Linked DNA regions of Mus musculus: region 2 is linked to region 1. Evidence: chromatin loops called from intact Hi-C (ENCODE). Cell type or tissue: gastrocnemius. All regions are shown on one strand. Links, peaks and the distances in the headings refer to the core of each region. The heading gives the core; the rest is flanking DNA.

Region 1 (2,923 bases), core at 277-2,776:
TTAGAGATCAAATTTTATTCAGTGGGAACGATACACCCAGAGTTCTAGGGACATTGTAAACATAATCATATTGTCAGGTGTAGGAAAAGACTTACAAACAGGACAAGCCTTGGGTAATATCAATATCCAGAACCAATCGAATGTAACATTCAATTCAACTGACTGAAAAGTGAGCTTATGCTCTCAGACTGACAGTTTGAAACCCGCAACTCCTTACAGAAGACTTAACAAGAACAATGGCGCAATAAGGACAAATTAACACATACAGGCAGCAAAATGAACACTACGTTATTTTTCTATAGTAAGACACGACTGTGCCTAACAAACCTAATAACCATATTCGCGGTATCGCTAGTGCAAGCTATTTTTAAAACCAAGTAAACCAGGGGAGAGCGCGAACGCAGTCCCCCACTACCACAAATTATGCAGTCGAGTTTCCCGCATTTGGGGAAATCGCAGGGGTCAGCACATCCGGAGTGCAATGGATAAGCCTCGCCCTGGGAAAACCACCTTCGTGATCATGGTATCTCCCCTGCCAGGTAAGTATGAGTTGCGTGGCCACGGAGCCTGAACAGCATGATATGCGTAGCATTTCATAGTTACGGTAAATATTTAAGCCTCATTAAAACACTCTATAACTTCATGTGTACTGGCTCCCACATTTTAAAACACTTAGAAGAATTGGTAGGCTAAGAGTTTTTCCAAAACTACACTGTAAAAATCACAAATATTTGGAAGCAGTTGCTTTTCCCAGTTTGCTCCTGAATTCTCATCTACATAGTACCGCCTCCATAGTGACTCGTTTCCTGTACCCAAAAACCCGCCTCCCTGTCAGCGGGAAAATACCACTGAACCTAAAGCAGATGGTATTTCGCTTTGTTTTTTGTTCTGTAGCCTTTTTTGTTCTAACAATAGGCATTTACTTTCATAAATGTAGGAGTCGGATGCACAGTCTTTAGTGTGAATTAACACTAAGAGGAACAACAAAAACAGCCGCACTGTGAAAACCGGTATAGAAAGGTTAATTTTAAAAGTACATTACTTGTGGACTGTCTTACTCTGCCTAATAAATCATAAAAATGCTCAGACTTCATGAACAGTAAGGATGTTTGCCTCCAAGCCCGACAAATGGGGTTTGATTCCAGACACCTACACTGTAAAAGGAAAGAACAAGTTCCGTTTGTTTGTTTGTTTAGAATGAGAAGTGAGATAAAACCTGTCAGAGATTAGCCTGAAAAACAGGAGAGATGTATAGCCTGGACTCCGGGTTTGGAAGCATTCCAGAATCCTGATTTGATATTCTACTATCAGTCCTTTCTTTCCTCAGTATGCAGTTCAGGCTCTTTCTCACATTTAAGATCCTCTTTCCTCAGCTTCCGAGAAAACAGCTGAGCTGCCTGGAAGAGGTGTAGACCAGAGAGAGTCACTCTCCAACCTGTTGAGCTGCCTGCAGGCTGGACAATGACCTCCAGGTTCCCAGTTCTGAGCTGTGACCCGTGCTGGGGTGGGCCGTGGTGATGCAGCTGTCTTTGAGTCATTTCTGCTCCTGTAAGTAACCCCTCCCCCATATTCCTGTAACCCCTCCCCCATATTCCTGTAACCCCTCCCCCACATTCCTATAAGTAACGCCCGTAAGACTCATTGGTTCATCAAGCTGGACTTCGGTGGTATACACCTTGGTCTGTCATGTGACCCTGACTGGGGTGAGTAGGTCTGTATGTTCTATCTCCCCAGGTGAAGTTCTGACACAACAACTGAGCATTCCAGTTTTACAAAACACATTAAAATTCCAATTTGGAAAAAATATAATGGAAGAAGTAATATGTGCTATTTTCTCTTAAAAGCTTGAATGAGGGATTGGAGAGAGGGCTCATTGGTTAAGAGCACTGACTGCTCTTCCAGAGGTCCTGAGTTCAATTCCCAGCAACCACATGGTGGCTGACAACCATCTGCAATGGAATCTGATGCCCTCTCTTCTGGCGTGTCTGAAGAGAGCAACAGTGTACTCATATGGATAAAATAAATAAATCTTTAAAAATAAAATAAAATTTAAAAAGCTTGCATGAGGGGTTCCTAGAACCCATGTCAGGATACTCACAACCAAATGGAACTCCAGATTCCAGGAATTCAACACTCTTGTTGCCTCTGTGGGCACCTCTACTCATATGTGAATAATCCCACATGCAGGTTCTCACATACATACACACATACATACTTAAAAATAAAAAATTCCAACATGAATGACCACAATCCTTAAAAATGGGGTTTTGGACTTAAATCAGTGAGAGTGCTCATCTGAGACTCATAGGATGTGGATCTGATCCTGGACACTATTTAAATAGCTGGCAATATCAAATGCTGGCAGGCAAGGTGTAGTGGCCTACTGCTTGAATTTCAGGCAGAGGCAAGAGCAGACTGGTCTATAAATCAATCAAGTTCCAGGACAGCCAGGGCTCTATAATAAGACCTGTCTTTAAATAAATAAATAAATGCTGGCAAGGATGTAGAGAAACAGAACCTTGTGTTTTGCTGGTGAGAATAGTAAACAGTGGACATTTGAAAAAAACAGTTTGGGCTCTCTGGTTAGGAGCACTGGCTGCTCCTCTAGAGGACCTGAGTTCAATTCCCAGCAACTGCATGGTGGCTCTCAACCATCTGTAATGGGATATGATGCTCTCTTCTGGCTTGCAGGTATACATACAGATAAAGCACTCATGTACATAAAATAAATAAAATCTTTTAAAAAAAACACCCCAGCTTTTTATAACTATTATTATATCCCAGATAGACCAGGCATTTAAAAAGGCCTCATGTTGATACAGTACATAATATTATTCAGTTATAGAAAGAAACTATGCAGGGTATGATGGTGTGATAGGGTCCCAGAGACATTAGTAGGCCCTGAGGTCTTAGCACAACTGAA
Region 2 (2,923 bases), core at 297-2,796, 49 kb before region 1:
GGGGGGCGTTGTTATGACTGTGCTGAAAACTGAACCTGAAGACAGGGTGGCTTAGAACTCTTCAAGTCTAGCTTCAACATTTTCCATTTAACCAGTGACCTGTTGGCTTTCTCATCAATTTATAAGAAAGTAGTGGCATATCTTATTCTCACCATAGTAAAAAAAAAAAAAAATTGTATAAAACCCTAGATGACTACTCAGCAAAAACTTAATAGGAACATGGGTAAAACGACATAAAAAAATCCTATAATAGATATTTGTAAAATACCTAGAAAACCCTTCTTTATGGGATGTTTTAGGAACATGGTAAATACTCAGGGTCTTGCCAAGAACAGTTAAAAAAAAAGTAGACTTTGAGAAAACCTTAAGCATAAAATACAAACACATGCAGAACTAGTGGGCAGACAGAGAACATATGAATACAAGACTTACACTATATTAATTCATAACACAAAATAAGAATAAAAAGAGAATGGCATGAGTACACAGTCTAAAGCACCAAAGTGCTCAAAAAGCGTTCACCATAGAAAGGACAAACCCATAGAAAGAGACAAAGTTTGGAGCTGAGATGAAAGGATGGACCATGTAGAGACTGCCATATCCAGGGATCAGCATCCAAACGCGGACACCATTGCATACACTAGCAAGATTTTATTGAAAGGACCCAGATGTAGCTGTCTCTTGTGAGACTATGCCGGGGCCTAGCAAACACAGAAGTGGATGCACACAGTCAGCTAATGGATGGATCATAGGGCTCCCAATGGAGGAGCTAGAGAAAGTACCTAAGGAGCTAAAGGGATCTGCAACCCTATAGGTGGAACAACATTATGAACTAACCAGTACCCCGGAGCTCTTGACTCTAGCTGCATATATATCAAAAGATGGCCTAGTCGGCCATCACTGGAAAGAGAGGCCCATTGGACTTGCAAACTTTATATGCCCCAGTACAGGGGAACGCCAGGGCCAAAAAGGGGGAGTGGGTGGGCTGGGGAGTGGGGGTGGGTAGATATGGGGGACTTTTGGTATAGCATTGGAAATGTAAATGAGCTAAATACCTAATAAAGAATGGAAAATAAAATTAAAAAATTGTACATATGATTACAAAAAAAAAAGGGCAAATCACTGAGACGACCTTAAAGAAGAAAAAAATAAGTTTTCTGACTTTCCCAAACATGTAAAATAAAACCGCGTCCACTCAGACTGCGTTCCCTCCCTCTCACCCTCCCAAAGGAGGGAAGAACGATCATCAATGGCAGGAGGCAGCTGCAGTCAAGCAGCACCTAGAGCCGGCTTCACGCTCAGGAGGGAACGCTACGTCTCGTCCTCGTGGTTTCGGGTGCTCTACACAGTCAGAGAAACTTCTCTAGTAACGAACTATAGAAATGATCCCTGAAAGTATAGTCTTAACCTCACGCTCCACACCGCGCCGCACTGCACCGGCCGCCCCCACATCTTAGTCACGGCGACTGACGCACAGACGACCCGTGACATCCCTGTCCGCGCCTCTATCTCACACCGCGTCTGCCCTCGCGGGGACACCTTCTCTGACAGACCGACACCTCTCCAGACCCCGTCCACGGGGCATTTTGAGTCGCTACCGTGTCCCTACACCACGCAGACTGTCACCGCGATTAGCATACGGTCGCCGAACAGCCAATCGGATCACAGTCCTCTCTTGACCCGTCCCACTTCCGCCTGCGACGGGTCACTGGCAGCCACTCGCCTCCCTGTCGCTCGCCCGGGACTGCGCTTCTGCCATGCGGCTGTAAGTTTTGCGAAGCCGCAAGTTCGCAGACGCGCGACAGTTTGGACTACTGGATCAAGCCTTCCGCGAGGAAGAAACAAAAAATCACGTGGGGAAAATGGCCATTCCAGGACTGCACGCTCTATTTAATAAATTCTGTCCCGTGCCCAAAGACATCTGAAACTGCACATGTCAGAACACTGTGGAGATTGAGGCAACTGCTTTTTCCCAAGTGTGACGTCAGATTTGGTTAGCTACAAGTGAAACCCATGGTAAAAACCACCCCAAAATCTCCAGATTGAAATTTATACATACAAAGTTTATTTATGACATTTTAAAATACATAAAATTTGGGGGTGGGAGAGATGGCTCAGCAATTAAGAGCGCTGGCTGCTCCTCCAGACCCGTGTTCCATTTCTAGCACTCGTGACAGCTCACAATTTAACATCAGATCCAGGGAATCAGAAACCTTCACACAAACATACAGACAGAGCCTTTTAATTTCCTTCCATCCAGGTTGCCAATTTCCCCCCTTCCTCCTCCAGCTTTATTGGAACGATTTTAAATTACTTTTTTTTTCTATTTCTAGGATTTCTGTTGCCTTTTTCAGGTGACTTTTAAAAATGTATCACCACAGCCAGGCAGTAATGGACATGTCTTTAATCTCAGCACTTAGGAAGCAGACACAAGTGGATATCTGTGGGTTCTAGGACAGCCTGGACTACAGATAGGGTTCCAGGGCAGCTGAGGCTACACAGAGAAACTCTGTACTAAAAACAAACACAAAAACAAAAGGAACAAACTTATTTCCACAAATAAAACATAGTTGTCAAAGTGATATAGTGTACCAAAAAACCTTGATTTCTGTGAAAATACATTTCTCTGCAATTCCTGGATAACTCCAAACTATGCTAACTTTGAGCATCAATGTTTACTTTGGGTTTTAGAATTAGTCTTTGAAACAAATACGCGGTCCATCTTTGCCATTGCCGTCTGTATATCCAGCATCAGCACTGGGATAAAGGGGCTCAGACGTTAGGCTTTTATCCCCATTTCCCTGGCACAGCCATCAATGTCTGTCTTTTCAGCTTGTTTAGTCCCACTCAGCTTTATGATATAGGAGGGCCTGATGCGGATGTCATTCAGTGCTATTTAACAGCTACTACAAGGTCACCATTA

What was found. A loop is a pair of places that touch in the nucleus more often than their neighbours do. Peaks named below come from ENCODE experiments on the same cell type or tissue, not always from the same donor. Only the 100,000 strongest peaks of a DNase experiment are listed, where the experiment ranks them.
Region 2: it touches region 1 in a loop (5-fold over the local background); 14 of 42 quality-filtered maps call a loop at or near these places.

Annotation. Positions count from the first base shown.
Region 1 is chr11:87,420,491-87,423,413 of GRCm38, reverse strand. The region is part of intron 1 of Tex14 (testis expressed gene 14); the gene reads right to left. Rnu1a1 (U1a1 small nuclear RNA) reads right to left here and starts at 547; the gene lies at 384-547. RefSeq lists an enhancer at 1-1,064. In gastrocnemius, for the core only: no CTCF peak of the experiment used is centred there; DNase peaks (open chromatin) are centred at 411, 793 and 1,450; H3K4me3 peaks cover 1,233 bases; H3K27ac peaks cover 2,071 bases.
Region 2 is chr11:87,469,850-87,472,772 of GRCm38, reverse strand. The region is part of intron 2 of Tex14 (testis expressed gene 14); the gene reads right to left. It overlaps Rnu3b2 (U3B small nuclear RNA 2), which reads right to left and starts at 1,405; the gene lies at 1,191-1,405. In gastrocnemius, for the core only: no CTCF peak of the experiment used is centred there; a DNase peak (open chromatin) is centred at 1,740; H3K4me3 peaks cover 415 bases; H3K27ac peaks cover 1,079 bases.